Linked DNA regions of Homo sapiens: region 1 is linked to region 2. The links are chromatin loops, found by intact Hi-C in ENCODE. Cell type or tissue: mammary epithelial cell. All regions are shown on one strand. Links, peaks and the distances in the headings refer to the core of each region. The heading gives the core; the rest is flanking DNA. Region 1 overlaps SLC41A2 (solute carrier family 41 member 2). Region 2 holds the start of LOC105369949 (a long non-coding RNA gene).

Region 1 (8,322 bases), core at 323-8,322, 440 kb after region 2:
GATCTTGGCCCACTGCAACCTCCCCCTCCTGGGTTCAAGTGATTCTCCTGCCTCAGCCTTCCGAAGTAGGTAGGATTACAGGTGCCCGCCACCATGCCCAGCTAATTTTTTCGTATTTTTAGTTGAGACGGGGTTTCATCATGTTGGCCAGGCTGGTCTTGAACTCCTGACCTCAGGTGATCCACTCACCTCAGCCTCCCAAAGTGCTGGGATTACAGGCATGAGCCACTGTGCCCCGCCTAATGCAGGGAATTTCTATATCACTCTTGACTTTTTATTTAGTTCTAATGCGAAAAGACAAAAAGTCGTGAGTATAATAACAATCTTCTATATTGTTATACAAGAACTTTCAGTGAACAATGTGTACAGTTTCTGTGATTCTTTTCTTTTCCTCTATGTTTCTTCTGGCTGTATTTCTTGAAATGTAATTTTATATCTGTTGAATCTAATAATTTAAAAATCAGGGCTTTAAAAATATGTAGATATGTATTTTACATTACATATATAGAGAGAGAGTTGGTTTCCTTTATAAACCTATGTATTTTATTGCATGCATTTAAAAACCTTAATTTGAGAAGAATCCCATAATATTAAAAAAAATTCCCAAGGAGTCCATGACATAAAATGGTTAAGATCTTCTTTACAAAATAAACTCTTATAATACGTTCCAGGAGACCTACATGATAACATTCATAACCTTGATTTTTAATAGCAAAAAACTAAAAACAATCTAAAAAGTCCATTAAAAGAAAAATGGTTGAATACATTGTGGAATATTCACACAATAGAATACTATGTAACAGTAAAATAGCTGAATGGTAGTCCCGCTAAATATAGTAGATGAATAATACTTACATATATGAATGAATCTCAAATACAATGCTGAGCAAAAAAAGTCGCTTAAGCATATATTCAGTATGATTCAATTTTCTAAAACTTAAAAACATGTTGAAATAAAACAATATTTAGGTGTCCAAATACACACAGTAAAATAACAAGGGAAAACGTAGCCATGAAAGCTATCAGGATGAAAAGTTTCCTCTGGAGAAGAGAATGGGGCACATAGGTGTCTTCTAAACCTGTAGGTACTAGGGCAATTGTAGTGTTGTATTTTTGAGCTGACAGGTTAAGTGCACTAGCATTCACTATGTTATTATTCTTTATACCTTATACATATCATTGTTCTTTATTCAACAGTTAATGTACAATTTAGAATTTTAAAAGATATCATCATTCTTGGCTGGGTGTTCATTAACTATTGCCTAGTTACACCTGCCATGGACACTCCCTTATCTGACCATGTCATTCTGAAGGAATAATGCAAAGAACTAGAGACAGCTAATGTCACTTGATATTAAGAAATGATAGCCTAAAAATCAAGGAAATATTCAAACTAAAGTTGTTTCTTGGTTTCTAACAAGAAGAAGGAAAAAGAAAAAAAAGTGTGAATGAAGCATATATAAATAACTAAAATAAATGAACACATTGATTTTCTACTATATGCTAAGTATAATTAGTACAATACTCTTGATATCCATAGAATATTAAGGAAAGGTGCAATCAGCAGAGGCTAGGCCCTGTACAACTTATGTGCTCCCTTTTTGCCCATAGCCAAAATGGTCCTGAGTCTACTACCATGCCCACTTCAAATAGGCCTTCTGCAGGTTGCCCAGCAAAACATTTCACTGGAAAAAGGCATATTCGCTTACTTAAAACTGTTTATTGAGTGTCTTTCCAAAGCGCTACTCAAATTTGAAAAATTATTTTTAAAAAAGTTTTAAAAAATAGCATACACACCAAAATTATTTGTGATGATGGCCTTTGAGTGTGGGGATTGTGAGCAATTTTGATAATAAGGAATATATGCTGTTTTATGAGAAGAAACAAAACTCAATAAACTGAAAAACAAAAACAAAAAATAGCCCCATGAGACAATGACCTAACATCCCTCTCTTGACTAAGCTCAGTATAGAGACCTATTTCTTAAGTAGGGGACATATGGTCTCAGAAAACAGATTTAGAAAGATAATTTTGAAATCTGTAGGAATTGAGTAATAGATATCTCTAGAAAGTGAAACTACCTGAAAAAATTTTAATTGCAGGTAAAAAAAAATCAGAAGTATAGCTCTGAACTCCTTTGACATAAAAAAGGTTAAGAAAACAAAACAAAAACTGTGATAAGAAGAAAACTCACTATATTGAGAGGGAATTAAAGAAAGGGGCAAAGAAATAACTGAGAAATTTGAAAACTATAAAAAGAATTTTGTTTTGACATGGGAGAGTCTAAAGTCATTGCTTAGAGAAAGAACATAGAGAACAAAAGGAAAAAATGCCTAATTAATTAACATATTGGAAAAAGCAGCTATGAGAAGTGACAAGTGTGAAAACCCAGACATAATCAACTTGGACTTCCAGAAGGTTTGAGATAGAGCATCACATAAGGATTTGTAGATATAATTACTACTGCTGTTGAAATGCCAAAACTCTATGTTGAGAGTAGAGAATAAAAGGATGTTGATTTTGGCAGAAATCACAGTGGCAAAAGCATCTACATTACATTTGGTTATTTAGTATATCTATACCTGTCAACATAAAAATATATGTATGAGAGCTACCTACAGAAGAGTTTGCAATTTTAAAAAAAGGTAAATGATTTCTTTTTAAAACTAAAATCAACAACAAGTTAAGGCTCAAAAGAAAACAACAGTTGCTTAAGAATAGACATATAAATCAGTGGAACAGAAGAAAGTCTAGAAATAGACCTGCATATATATATATATAGTAAATTGATTTTTGACAAAGATGCTAAGATAATTCAAGGGAGAATGATAGTCTTCCCAATAAATGGTGCTGTAACAACCGGATGTTCATACTGAAAAATATGAACCTCAAGCCTTATCATATACCATACACAAAAATTAATTCAAAATGGTCAGAGACTCAAATAAAAGCTAAAACTAGAAAATCTCTAAAACAGAAAGCCCTCACAACTGAGGGATAGGCAAAGATTTCTTAGGATATGAAAAGCACTAATCATTTGCAAAAACTGATAAACTGAACTTCATTCAAATTAGAACTTCTGCTCTTAAAATACATGGTCAAGAAAATAAAAAGGCAAAATTTAAAGATCTAATATACAGCATAAGGACTAAAGTTAATAAAATTATATTGTATTAGGGATTTTTGTTAAATAAGTAGATTTTAGCTGTTTTTGTCACACACAAAAAAATAACTACATGAGATGACAGATATTTTAATCTACTTCACTATAGTAACCATTTTACTATCTATATGTATTTCATAACATTGATACGGAAGTGCCAGGAGGGGCATGGTCCCTTTAAATGATACGGAAGAGGTGAAGGGAAGTGCTGAAGGGAAGGGAAGTGCTGTGTGGAGGAGGGTGTGGTCCTTGGCTAGGGCTCCACCCCCGGGCCTGTGCCCATGGACCTACGTGAAGACAGGCATTTTTTTTTCCCTGCCCAAATGTTGCATTTCCCAAGAACACCCTGGCCTGCCACGCCCCCATCTTGTGCCTATAAACCCCCCCGAGACCCCAGCAGGCAGACACACAGGCAGCTGGACATCGAGAGGAGCACATCAGTGGAGGAACATATGGGCGGCTGAACATCAGGAGGAACACACCAACAGGCACCAGCATGCAAGCAGGCCATCCACCAGCAGAATGATGTGGAGTCTGGCTGGGGCAGTTGGAGGAGAGCCCAGGCCTCCAAGCGGCCCGACTCCAGGGGAAAACCATCTCCCTTCTGGCTCCCCCATCTGCTGAGAGCTACTTTCACTCAATAAAACCTTGCACTCATTCTCTAAGCCCATGTGTAATCTGATTCTTCAAGTACACCAAGACAAGAACCCAGGATACAGAAAGCCCTCTGTCCTTGCGATAAGGCAGGAGTCTAATTGAGCTAGCACAAGCTGCCTACAGATGGCTAAACTAAAAGAGCACTCTGTAACACATGCCCACTGGGGCTTCAGTTGCAAACATTCACCCCTAGACAATGCTGTGGGGTCAGAGCCCCACAGCCTGCCTGTCTGTATGCTCCCCTAGAGGTTTGAGCAGCTGGGCACTGAAGAAGTAAACTACACTCCCATCACGTGCCCTGAGAGGAGGACAAGGGAAATTTTACCTTTTCAACTGGGGGCTCATCCAGGATTGTGGAAGGTGTGAGTGAATGTGAAACTGTCGGGTCTGCCTCTCTTCCGAAACTCCACCACCTTTCTCTCTTTCCTGCGGGTAAGAGGCTCTGTTTCCCTTCACAGAGTTTTAAACCGCCCTAACTGGGCCAGTCAAAACCCCCAGACTTTGTCTCTTTTTTCTCTCTCTCTCACATGGTTTAAAATGGCTCTTATCTCTTTCTTTATAATATTAAGAGTTTTGCTACAGGCTGCGGCAATGTTACTAAGTAAAATGAGCATTTGGCTCAGCCACCAAAGGTGCAAATCAGACCAATTTTTTCCTAGAGGTGCATGTATGCCTCCACCTCGACAGTCACAGGCATGCGTGGCTCAGGGCACCTCTCCTTATTCTTACCCCTCCCAGCTCAGGCACCTGGGCATGCCTGCAGCAGGCAAAAGCCAAACCCAACAGTCACAAGGGGGGCAGGAGAAAACCAGTGGTAGCCAGGACCCCACGGGGTCAACAGATAGGGCGCTTCTCGCCTGCTGTGTCAATGGAACATTTCTCCTTTGGCCAAGGAATTCAACCCAGTCTGAACCAGGAAAAAGATATAAGAATTAGAGGAACCCAGTTGCACTAAGCAAGGGGTTCTTCCCCCAGAATCTCCCCCTTTTTGCCCCTTAAACTGTTTTTCTGTTTTTTCCTTTTCCATGTGAGAGGGCTCCCCCTCCCAACTCTGTTTCTGATATGGAAGTTAAGGGAGGAATGACCCCTGCTGGCTGAGAACTGCAAATTCAGCAGGGCTCATTTGAGACACTCTAAACAGATACAAACAGCCTCTGAAATATCTTTTCAGTCCCAAACTCGATTCCAAGCTTCAGGCTGAAGCCCTAGAAAGAAAAACCAGGTGCGAGGGATTCAAAGCCAGGCAATAGGCACAATGTAAATGGGCAGGACCAATTCCTGCCAACTGAAACCCACCCCACAGAAGGAGGCCATGCTTTATGGCATGAACAGTCCCTGGGACCTCAAAGATTGCCAACAACAGGGAGAATGGGAGGCATAGGTGACAGCGTTTAATTCCTATTCTCCAGGTTTTCTCTGCTTCATGGGTACATACTGCAATTGCACCTACGGCCAGCACCTGCCAAGGTCACCAGGGCTCAGGGATAAGAGGTAGAGAGTGAAGGGAAGATGCTCGCTTTCTCTCTCCATCACATCCTGAGTTTTCGCTGAAAGAGGGAAGGGAAATGAGGGAAGCCTCTATTCCCTGTCTTTCAGAATGGGCAAACAGTTCTCTTCACCACCGCCAGCTTATACTCCTCTGGAGTGTATCCTGAACCATTGGGACTGCTTTGACCCTCATAATCTGGAGGAAAAGCACCTCATAGCTCTCTGCACAAAGGTTTGGCCAAATTATGATTTACAGGAAGGACTGGCTTGGCCTCAGGAAAGGACCATTCATTTCAATACCATATGGCAATTGGAACTTTTCTGTAGATGCGAGGACAGATGGTCTGAGGTCCCATACGTGCAGGCTTTCTATACCTTGCAAGGCAATCCCGACCTTTGCCGACAATGTAGGATTGACCTAGCCCCTGTGTTTGCTGTCTCAGGAAGGCTGCAAGTGGCAAGGCCAGGAAATTAAAGACATGAGTCCCAGAGGCACCCCCAGCAGAGAAGCCAGCACCCTCAAGCCCTGCTCCTCTGGGTCCACCCCAACCTTTCTATCCAACTTCAGCCTCTCCCTTACCCCCTCCTAGAAATCATCACTCTAAACAAGCCCCAGTCTCACTCTTGCCTTTCCAACAGATGCCCAGTGAATTTGGGCCCAGTAAGGTCCAGGTCCCCTTCTCCCTACAGAACTTAAAGCAAATGGGGGATCTTGGCAAGTTTTCAGATGACCCTGATAGATATATAGAGGCTTTCCAGAATTTCACCCAAATATTTGAACTCTCCTGGAGAGACATTATGTCACTTTTGAATTAGAACCTGATGGACGCTGAGAAGCAGGCTGTTCTGCAAGTAGCAGAGAGATTTGGGGATGAGCTTTGTATCATGTAAAGTGTCAGGGAAGAGGGTAAATATTATCCAATTGGAAGAGAAGCAGTACCAGTGTATGACCCTAAATGGGATCCCAGTGACAAGGTGGAAGACTGGAAGAGGAGACATCCTTAGGTGTGCATAATAGAGGGCATATGTAGAACTAAGACCAAGCCTTCTCTGAGACGGCAATTATACTAAGTTGTCCATGATCGATCAGGGATTTGATGAGAATCCCACTGCCTTCCTGGAGCGGCTAAGAGAGGCCTTCGTAAAGCACACCTCTCTTATCTCTTGATTCAGTTGAGGGACAGCTAATCCCAAAGGATAAATTTATTATTCAGGCAGCCCCTGATATCAGGAGGAAGCTATAAAAACAGGTCCTGGGACCAGATAGCACTTTAGAGAACCTCCTTAAAGTAGTCACCTCGGTCTTTTATAATAGAGACAGGGAGGCCCAGCAAAGGGAGAGAAATGCAGGAAAGAGAAAGAAGCTTTAATGGCCCCCAGGCAAGCCTACAAACCCTAGAATTCCCAGAGTGCACCTGTTAACTGCTAAAGATAAGGCAAGAACAGTTTTCTCTCATTCTAAAAGTTTATCCGCTCCCATATAAGGTTTAATTTCTTTCACCAGGGTGATACAATTCAAGGTACAATATTGTTGTTCGTATATTTCACTTATCTCTGTAATCTTTGGCACTAAATTCTTTCCTTGTATAACACACGTATAACCCATGTATACTTAACCTTATAAAACTTGTTTTTTTTCTCTCATGCCTAGAAGCCATCAAACTCCAAACGGTCAGGCAACCGAAGCCTTGGACGATGGCTCCCCTTTGCTAGGAACACTTAGATAGACTGGGAGAAATCTGACTGCTGTTTTGCCCAAAACAGTGCCCCCTGTCGTCAGGAAACAGCTAAGGCCGGTCATCGTCCATATTCTAACGGCAGTAAGATATACCTCTTCAGAGGGGGATAATGATACAGAAGTGCTGGGAAGGGCATGGTTCCTTTAAATAAGACGGAATTGGAGAAGAAGTGCTGTGTAGAGGAGGGCATAGTCCCTGGCTAGGGCTCCACCCCCAGGCCTGTGCCCATGGACCTAGGTGAAGACAGGCATTTTTGCTTTCCTGCCCAAATGTTGCATTTCCCAAGACCACCCTTGCCTGCCAAGCCCCATCCTGTGCCTATAAAAACCCTGAGACCCTAGCAAGCAGACACACAAGCAACTGGACGTCAAGAGGAGCACATCAGCAGAGAAACAGATGGGCGGCTGAACGTCAGGAGGAACACACCGACAGGCACCGGCATGCTGGCAGGCCATCGACTGGCAGAATGATGTGGAGTTTGGCTGGGGCACTTGGAGGAGAGCCCAGGCTGCTGAGTGGCCGGCTCCAGTGGAAAACCATCTCCCTTCTGGCTCCCCCATCTGCTGAGAGCTACTTCCACTCAATAAAACCTTGCACTCATTCTCTAAGCCCACAGGTAATCTGATTCTTCTGGTACACCAAGGCAAGAACCCCAGTATACAGAAAGCCGTCTGTCCTTGCAATAAGGCAGGAGTCTAACTGAGCTAACATAAACCATCTACGGATAGCTAAACTAAAAGAGCACCCTGTAACACACGCCCACTGGTGCTTCAGCTGTAAACAATCACCCCTAGACACTGCTGTGGGTTTGGAGCTCCACAGCCTGCCCATCTGTATGCTCCCCTAGAGGTTTGAGCAGTGGTGTACGGAAGAAGCGAGCCATACCCCCATCACATGCCCTGTGAGGGGGACAAGGAACGTTTCCCGTTTCAACATCATATTGTAAACCTCAAAAATACACAATATTTTTAAAAATGAAAATAAAAAGACAATTGATAGACTGTGAGAAAATATTTCCAATACATATATCTAACAAAAAAGTAGTATCCATAATATACAAAGAACTCTTATAACTCCATAAGTCAACCCAATTTAAAAAAAAAATAGGCATAAGAAAACATGAGTGGTTAATAAACCCATAAAAATATAGTCACTATCATCAGTCATCAGATAAATGCAAATTATGATCACCATGATACTACCTTTACAGCCACTACAATGGCTAAAGGTATTAATAGAAAGCCTGACAATACTAGGTGATAGCAAGGATGTGGA
Region 2 (8,325 bases), core at 326-8,325:
GCCACAGCAGTGCTACAATGGATTTTAGTTACGGCCCCTTCCATAGCCTGATTTGGGGTCATTTAGGGATATTCATCCACTTATTTAACAAACATGTGTCTTATTTACCAGACACTGTGTTAAATGCCAAGGAGGCAGAGATGAGTAAGACAGGAGGTGGCTAGTTATAAATTCCTCGGCTGTGTCTTATTCATCTCTGCTTGCCTTATTTAGGGTAGTACCAGGCACCTCCTAGGTAGGGGTTCCCTAAACAAATGATGAATGAACAGGGTCCCTGTCCTTCGAAAACTCACGGGCTAGGAAAGGGAAACTGATGAGCAAGTTTGTTATAGCGTTGGTAGTGGCATGTCCCGGAGGGACACACAGGAAGGATAATCCATTCCAGAGGGCAGGGTGAGGGGAAGAGTGGAGTGAATTCAGCCTTCATTGCTTTCACAAGCACTCTCTTCTGGACGGACGCTCCCATTAAGTCTAACAACCAGGCTATTTAGCGCCTCAGAGCCGAGAGAATATGTGCAATGCCATTGAGGAGCCAGGACACAGGGCTCTTGTGTTAGGTTCCTAATGACGGTGATAAAGAAGACGATTTAGGCATCTGACTATTGCATCCAGTATGTTCTCTTTCCCTTTGCTATCTCTCAAGTCGAGGCGGCGAATGGGGAGAGGACCCCTGGGGGATTCCCAGGTGCAGCCATTTTGTGTATGGCCATTCTGCTTCCTGGTTCATGACCCAACAGGAAGGACACAGCTGGGAGGGTCTTGATCAAGGGCAGGACCAGAGATGAGGCAGATCTGGGCACTGATAGATGACGATAATTAAAAAGGTATGTAGGTCGGGCACAGTGGTTCATGCCTGTCATTCCAGGACTGTGGGAGGCTGAGGAGTGAGGATTGCTTGAGCCAAGGAGTTCAAGACCAGCATGGGCAACATAGTGAGACCCCCATCTCTAAAAAGAAAAAAAATACAATAATTAGCTGGGCATGTTAGTACACATCTGTAGTCCTGGCTACTTGGGAAGCTGAGGTGTGAGGATTGTTTGAAACCAGGAGGTTGAGGTTGCAGTGAGTGGAGATTGTGCCACTGCACTCCAGCCTTAGTGACAGAGAGAGACCCTATCAAAAAAAACAAAAACAAAAATAAAAACAAAGAAAACAAAATTGACTCATTAAAATTAATCATTTAACAAATAGTTACAAAGTACCTACCCTGTGCTAGAAGCTCAGTCCTGGTTCCTCAACAATGAACAGAAGCATCCACCCTCCTGGGGTGGCCTCTCCAGTGAGAGCCCCGGGCCTCCTCAAGTGAGAATTCAATGGAAAGTGTAGTTTTAGGCCGGGATCCCTGAGGACCCCAGGCACTGGGGAGTCTGTCTAAGGGAAAATGAGTAGGGGACCCAGAAAGGGGAAGGCCAGGGGCAGCCTGCGGCCCCCCTGTGTCATCTTCCTCACCCTGAAAAGTTCCCTCTTGACCCTTTGGAGGTAGCCAGAGACTGCTGTCTATCCACCATCCAGAAAATCCAGCCACCTACAGCTTCTGTAACCACCATGCGATTACTTCCAATCTCTCAAATGGGGTTTGCGGGCTCCCCTCCTTTCATAATTGTAGCTAACATCATCGAGCACTTTCTATATGCCCAGCACTATTCTAAGTGGGTCACATGCAGTAACTCATGTTCAATTCTCACAATATCCCCATGAGATCAGTCCTGTGTCATTCTTATCATACCCATTTTTCAGATGAGAACACTGAGGTACAGAAAGTAGAAATAGCTTGTTCAAGGTCTTACAGCTGATAATCTGTGGAGTTAGGACTTGAAGCCAGACAGACCGAACTCAGCACTCATTCTCCTCCCCTCTAGACTCTGATGCCTTTGAGAAGGCTATAATACAAGACACACAGGGTCCTGTCCCTATGGATTACAGTCCAATGGGGACAACAGAGAGTAAACCATAGTGATACCAATCTGATGAGTCTTGTATGGAAGGACCAACTGGTCCTGGCTTGCAGAGACTTTCTGGCTTTAGCACAGAAAACCTCAAATTCTGGGAACCTCAGTCCTTGGCAAACTAGATGGTTGTACTAACCTAGTTGTGTGAAAAGGGAATCATGAAGTACTATTATTTCTTTGCCTGATTTTGAAATTTACTAATTTGACAGGTGTCACATGGGATTTCACTGCTGTTTTTACATTGCCTTTCTTTTGATCACCACGGAGGCTGAACAATGTTCTCGATGCTTTTTAACCAGATTTAGTTTGTAGTTTGTGAATCAGTTTCTCCTAGAATTCGTCTGCTGAGGCAGAGGTTCTCAGCCTTGAGTGGGCATCAGAATCAGAGGAGGGCTTCTGAAAAAGCAGATCTCTGGGTCGTATCCTCAGAGTTTCTCATTCAGTAGGTCTGGGGTGGGGTCTGGGGTTGGGCATTTCTTTCTTTCTTTCTTTCTTTTTTTTTTGAGACATAGTCTCACTCTTTTACCCAGGCTGGAGTGCAGTGATGTGATCTCGGCTCACTGCAATTTCCACCTCCTGGGTCCAAGTGATTCTCTCACCTCAGCCTCCCAAGCAGCTGGGATTACAGGCACATGCCACCATGCCCAGCTAATTTTTGTATTTTTAGTAGAGACAGGGCTTCACCAAGTTGACCAGGCTGGTCTTGAACTCCTGAAATCAGGTGATCCTCCCACCTCAGCTTCCCAAAGTGCTGGGGTTACAGGCGTGAACCAACGCGCCCGGCCTGGGGCTGGGCATTTCTAACAAGCTCCCAGGTGACACTGAGGCTGCCAACTGGTCAGGAACCAAACCTGGAGATGCGCTGTATTTGGGTGTTTTTTGGAAGCTCTCCCTTTAGTAAAGTGGTTCTCACATTTGCTAAATGTGCACCTTAGAATCACCTGGGCAGTGTTACAAAATTCAGATGCTCAGGCCCTACCCTGGACCAGAGGAAGCCAGTCATGGGGAGTGGAACTTGGGCTTTGCTAGTTCATTACAAAATTTCTCAAGTGATTTCCTCATCTCTGTAGTGTTAAAATAAATTAAGATGAAGACCAGTGTGAAGAATCCCTGAGCAGACAAAGCCCGTTATGCTTCATAAGTGACCTTAATCTTCTTGATTTGCAAACATAAGCAAAACTGTATGCCTTTTTCTTTTTTCTAGCCTGACTTCACTAGCTATAACTTCTGGCACTATGCTGAATAAGGGTGGACCTCCTGGCTGGGCGTGGTGGCTCACGCCTGTAATCCCAGCACTTTGGGAGGCAGAGGCAGGTGGATCACAAGGTCAGGAAATCGAGACCATCCTGGCTAAAACGGTGAAATCCCGTCTCTACTAAAAATACAAAAAAAAAAAAAAATTAGCCGGGCGTGGTGGCGGGCGCCTGTAGTCCCAGCTACTCGGGAGGCTGAGGCAGGAGAACGGTGTGAACCCGGGAGGTGGAGCTTGCAGTGAGCCGAGATCATGCCACTGCACTCCAGCCTGGGTGACAGAGTGAGACTCTGTCTCAAAAAAAAAAAAAAAAAAAAAAAGAATGGACCTCCTGGCCTTGTCACTAATTTTGTGGGGGAAAGCATTTAGTCTTTCAAGCATTAAGTGTGTTAGCTATAGTTTTGTAAGTTTTTTTTTTTACAAATGGGTGCTGAATTTTGTCAAATGCTTTTTCTGCATTAATTTATATGATCATATTATTTCTCTTCTTTCACCTGTTAATATGGTGGATTGCATTGATTGATTTTCAAATATTCAACTACCCTTTCATCTGTGGAATAAACTCCAGTTGGTCATCCTGTACAATCCTTGAGATATATTGCTGAATTCTATTTGCTAATATTTTGTTAAGGATTTTCATGTATATATTCATGAGGGATATTGATCTGTAGGTTTTTTTTACTACCTTGGTTTTATTTATTTGTTTGTTTGTTTTTGAGACAGAGTCTCTCTCTGTTGCTCAGGCTGGAGTTCAGTGGCGCGATCTTGGCTCAGTGTAACCTCTGCCTCCCAGGTTCAAGTGATGCTTCTGCCTCAGCCTCCTGAGTAACTGGGATTACAGGCATGTGCCGCCATGCCTGGCTAATTTTTGTATTTTTAGTAGAGACAGGATTTCGGCATCTTGGCCAGGCTGGTCTCGAACTGCTGACCTCAAGTGATCCGCCCACCTCGGCCTCCCAAAGTGCTGGAATTACAGGTGTGAGCCACCGTGCCCAGCCAGCAGCCTCAACCTCTTAAGCTCAAGCAGTCCTCTGGCCTCAGCTTCCCGAGTAGCTGGGACTACAGGCACATGCTACCATGCCTGGTTAATTTTTGTAATTTTTATAGAGACAGTGTCTCACTTTGTTGCCCAGGCTGGTCTTGAACCCCTGGGCTCAAGTCATCCTCCCACTTTGACCTCCCAAAATGCTAGGATTACAGATGTGAGCCACTGTACTCATTCCTATCTGTGGTTTTAATATCAGGGAAATACTATCTTCATAAAATGAATTGGAAAGTGTTCCCTCCTCTTCTATTTTCTGAAAGAGAATGTAGAGAGATGGTGTGAATTCCTCTTTAAACATTTGGTAGAATTCTTCAGTGAAACCATCTGGATCTGGAGACTTCTTTTTTGGGAGTTTTAAAATTGCAAATTCGATTTCCTTAACAGTTGTAGGCATACTCAAATTATCTAGTTCACATTGGGTGAGTTGTAGTCATTTGTATTTTTCAAGGAATCGGTCCTTTTTAACTAAGTTGTCAAATGAATGTGTGTTCTCACTAGCTTTAAAAAATTCTCTTCCCTCCATTAGTTTCTCTCACATTGAAATGAGATGCTGATTCCTCCACATGCCTTCCCTCCCTCCAGATCAATGACAAAACGCATTCTCCTGTGCCCTAATCCAGGACAGCATTCTTGACAGGCAGAGCCCAGGATGGGGCAGTCCCGATGTAAACCCACAGTTTCGAGGAACCAGTTGGCCTTGGACCTCTCTGAAGAGCTCTGGAACCAGAAGGGGCTGGCGGTCCTCTAAGTCACCTTAGCCTACCTGGAGAGACCTCCGAGGCGGGAGGTAGGAGCTCCGTCCTTAAGGGCAGGTTTGAGAAGTCAAAAACGCTGGGGGCCCTGGGTACCACTAGGTGGCGCTCAAAACATACAGTTGCTCTTGGAGGCCAACAGTGGACCGAAGAACCTCTGTTTAGCTAGATTTGGTCTGTGGGGCATTTGTTCTTTAAGTGAGATGCACTTTAGAGTCTAGAAGCTGCAAGGACCCCACGAGCTCTGGGTTGGTGGACTTGGTAATACTTTCTCTGACTTCCCTACTGACAAAGGAGGGAAGGCTTGAGAGGTGGTGCTGGTTGGAGGCTCCTGCGAGATGTCAGAAGCACCTACCTCCGTGTGGGCTGCTGAGACAAGCATGCCCACGCGGAGCCTCTGTGTGGTTATGAAGTGTCAACACCCCGGCCAGGCCTGTAAAGAATCTTAAAGAATCTACCCTGGGCTCCACGTCCCTTCCAGGCTGGCTCAATGCCCACACCCCTTCCAGATCCTGCCCCCTGCAGATACTTTGATCTACCCCACCACGTTAAGTATACTTTAGGGAAAGAGTCCTCTGGAGTCAGTTGGGAGGCTCAAGGTTTTGTCCTGCCTCTGCCGCTAGCAGTGTGCCTTGGGCAAGACTTGTACACATCTTTGCTAGATTCTGGACTGAGTCCAAATCCTGTCTTGACCACCCACAGCTATGGTGCCCTCTTAGGAATGTTACTTAATGTTACTTAACCTTCGTGAGCCTCAGGTTCACAACTGTCATCTGGAGATAATAAAGACACTCATCTCATCTCATAGTGTAGTGAAGTTTTATTTTTTATTTTTTTAGAGACAGGATCTTGCTCTGTTGTCCAGGCTGGAGTGCAGTGATACGATCATAGCTCACTGTAACCTTCAACTTTTGGGCTCAGGTGATCCTCCCACCTTGGCCTCCCAAAGCACTGAGATTACGGGCAGGGAGCCACCATGCCAGCCCCAGCATCGAGTAAGTGCTTGATGGACATTGGCAGTTATTATTTTATCACATTTATTTATTTATTTATTTTGAGATGGAATCGCATTCTGTCACCCAGGCTGGAGTGCAGTGGCACGATCTTGGCTCACTGCAACCTCGGCCTCCCAGGTTCAGGTGATTCTTCTGCCTCAGCCTCCTGAGTAGCTGGGACTACAGGTGCACACCACCATGTCCAGCTAATTTTTATATTTTTAATAGAGATGGGGTTTCACCATATTGGCCAGGCTGGTCTCAAACTACTGACCTTGTGATCCACCCGCCTTGGCCTCCCAAAGTGCTGGGATTACAGGCGTGAGCCATCACGCCCGGCCATTATTATTATTATTATTGTTTTTGAGACATAGTCTCACTCTGTTACCCAGGCTGGAGTGCAGTGGCATGATCACAGTGCACTGCAACATCTGCCTCTGGGGCTCAAGTGATCCTCTCACCTCATCTTCCTAAGTAGCTGGGATTATAGGTGTGCACTGCCACATCTGGCTAATTTTTTTTGGAGGGGGGTGTTTTTAGTAGAGACAGGGTTTCACCATGTTGCCTAGGCTGGGTCTTAAACTCCTAAGCTCAGGTGATCCCGCCACCTCAGCCTCCCAAAGTGCTGGGATTACAGACGTGAGCCACCATGCCCTGCCATTCCTATTGTCACTAATTTTTGTACCTCTCCCATCCCAGCCCTAGCATAGGTTTACTTGTTTTCAATTGCTGCTCTAACACATTACTACTAATAGAATGGCTAAAAACAGCACAAATTTATTCTCTTACAGTTCTAGAGGTCAGAAGTCTATAACCAAGATGTTGGCAGAGCTGTGTTCTCTCCGGAGACCTCAGGGGAAAATCCATTCCCTTGCTTTACCCAGCTTCCAGAGGCCATCCACGTTGCTGGCCTTGTGACCCCTTCTTACATCTCTCCAACCTCTTTCTTCTGTCACCCCATCTTCTGCTACTAATTTGATCCTCTTGCATCCTTTTAAGGATTTGTACCTTGGACCCATACAGATAATCCAGGATAGTTTTCTCATCTCAAGATCCTTAATAACCTGTCTGCAAATTTTCTTTTACCATGGGCAGTAACATATTCGCAGGTTTCAAAGATTAGGATATGGATGTCTTTGGGGGCCATTATTCAGTGTAGCACTCTGCGAAAACAGATTCAGTTCAAAATAAATAAGGATTGGGAAAGGGCTTCATGTGGTTTTATCTTTATATCCCCAGTGCTATGATTTGAATGTTTGTGTTTCCTCAAAATTCATATGCTGAAAACTTAACCCCCAAGGTGATGGTATGAGGAGGTGGGGCCTTTGGGAGGTGATTAGGTTTAGACGAGGTCATGAGGATTGGGCTGTTATGATGGGATTGGTGCCCTTATAAAAACAGCCACAGAGAGACCTTTGCCCCTTCCACCACGTGAGGACACAGTGAGAAGGCACCGTCTAGGAGCCAGGAAGTAGGCTCTTACCAGACACTGAATCTGTTGGCATCTTGATCTTGGACATCCAGCCTCCAGAACTGGGAGAAATAAATTTCTGTTGTGTATAAGCCACCTCGTCTGTGGTATTTTGTTATAGCAGCCTGAATGGATTAAAACACCCAGAGTCTAGCACATTGCCTGTTTGGCCTGGAAGGTACTTACTTACTGAATGAGTGAGTATGGTGAACATTACTGGTGCTCATCAATACCCAGCTCTCCTCTCCTTCTTTGGGTGGGGGCACATGACTAATGACTAGCTTTGGCCAATGAAAGTGAGCACAAGTGAGGTGTGTTACTTCCAGGCTGAGTCAGTGGAAGCCTCCATGTGACACTTCAGCCTCTGTCCTTCCCTGCCATGATAAATGTAGAGGCCTTCTCTCGAGATGGACTGAAGCAGCCTGGATTGTGTGTCACTGCATGGAGAACAGGCACCCTGGATTGTTACCCGCACCTACCTGCTTATATAACCAAGAAACAAACTTAGGAAATTTGGGGAATGCTTGTCACTGTAGCATAGCCTATCTGAATCTATCCAATGCAATGAGTTAATGGAACTGCCCAATCTTTAAGGTCCAAATCAAAACTATGTTATAGGTAGAAGAATCAGCCACACAACATACCTAACTAGTGGTCTTTGGCATGCCCAGGTGGGTGGGTAGTTCCCTCTGCTTCCATGTTTTGCCCAGTATCTAATACTGTATAGCCTCTCTGCTTTGGTTTCCTCATCTGTAAAATCAGGAAAATAATAGTACCTACTTGAGACAACTGTTGAGAGATTATATGATTTAATGCATATAAAGCATTTTAAACAGTGCCTGACATGTGGTTTGGTTGTTG

What was found. Peaks named below come from ENCODE experiments on the same cell type or tissue, not always from the same donor. Only the 100,000 strongest peaks of a DNase experiment are listed, where the experiment ranks them.
Region 1: it touches region 2 in a loop (14-fold over the local background); 10 of 110 quality-filtered maps call a loop at or near these places.

The regions. Positions count from the first base shown.
Region 1 is chr12:104,820,705-104,829,026 of GRCh38, forward strand. All of the region lies in intron 10 of SLC41A2 (solute carrier family 41 member 2), which reads right to left. Among named protein-coding and RNA genes, the nearest start is that of SLC41A2, 130 kb to the right of the region's middle. RefSeq lists a silencer at 3,687-3,981. In mammary epithelial cell, for the core only: CTCF peaks have their summits at 4,892 (motif pointing left) and 7,077 (motif pointing left); no DNase peak of the experiment used is centred there.
Region 2 is chr12:104,376,920-104,385,244 of GRCh38, forward strand. LOC105369949 (a long non-coding RNA gene) reads left to right here and starts at 200. Exons shown (of 4, transcript XR_007063432.1): 1 at 200-824; 2 at 4,867-5,033. RefSeq lists a silencer at 7,498-7,698. In mammary epithelial cell, for the core only: a CTCF peak has its summit at 5,102 (motif pointing right); a DNase peak (open chromatin) is centred at 5,112.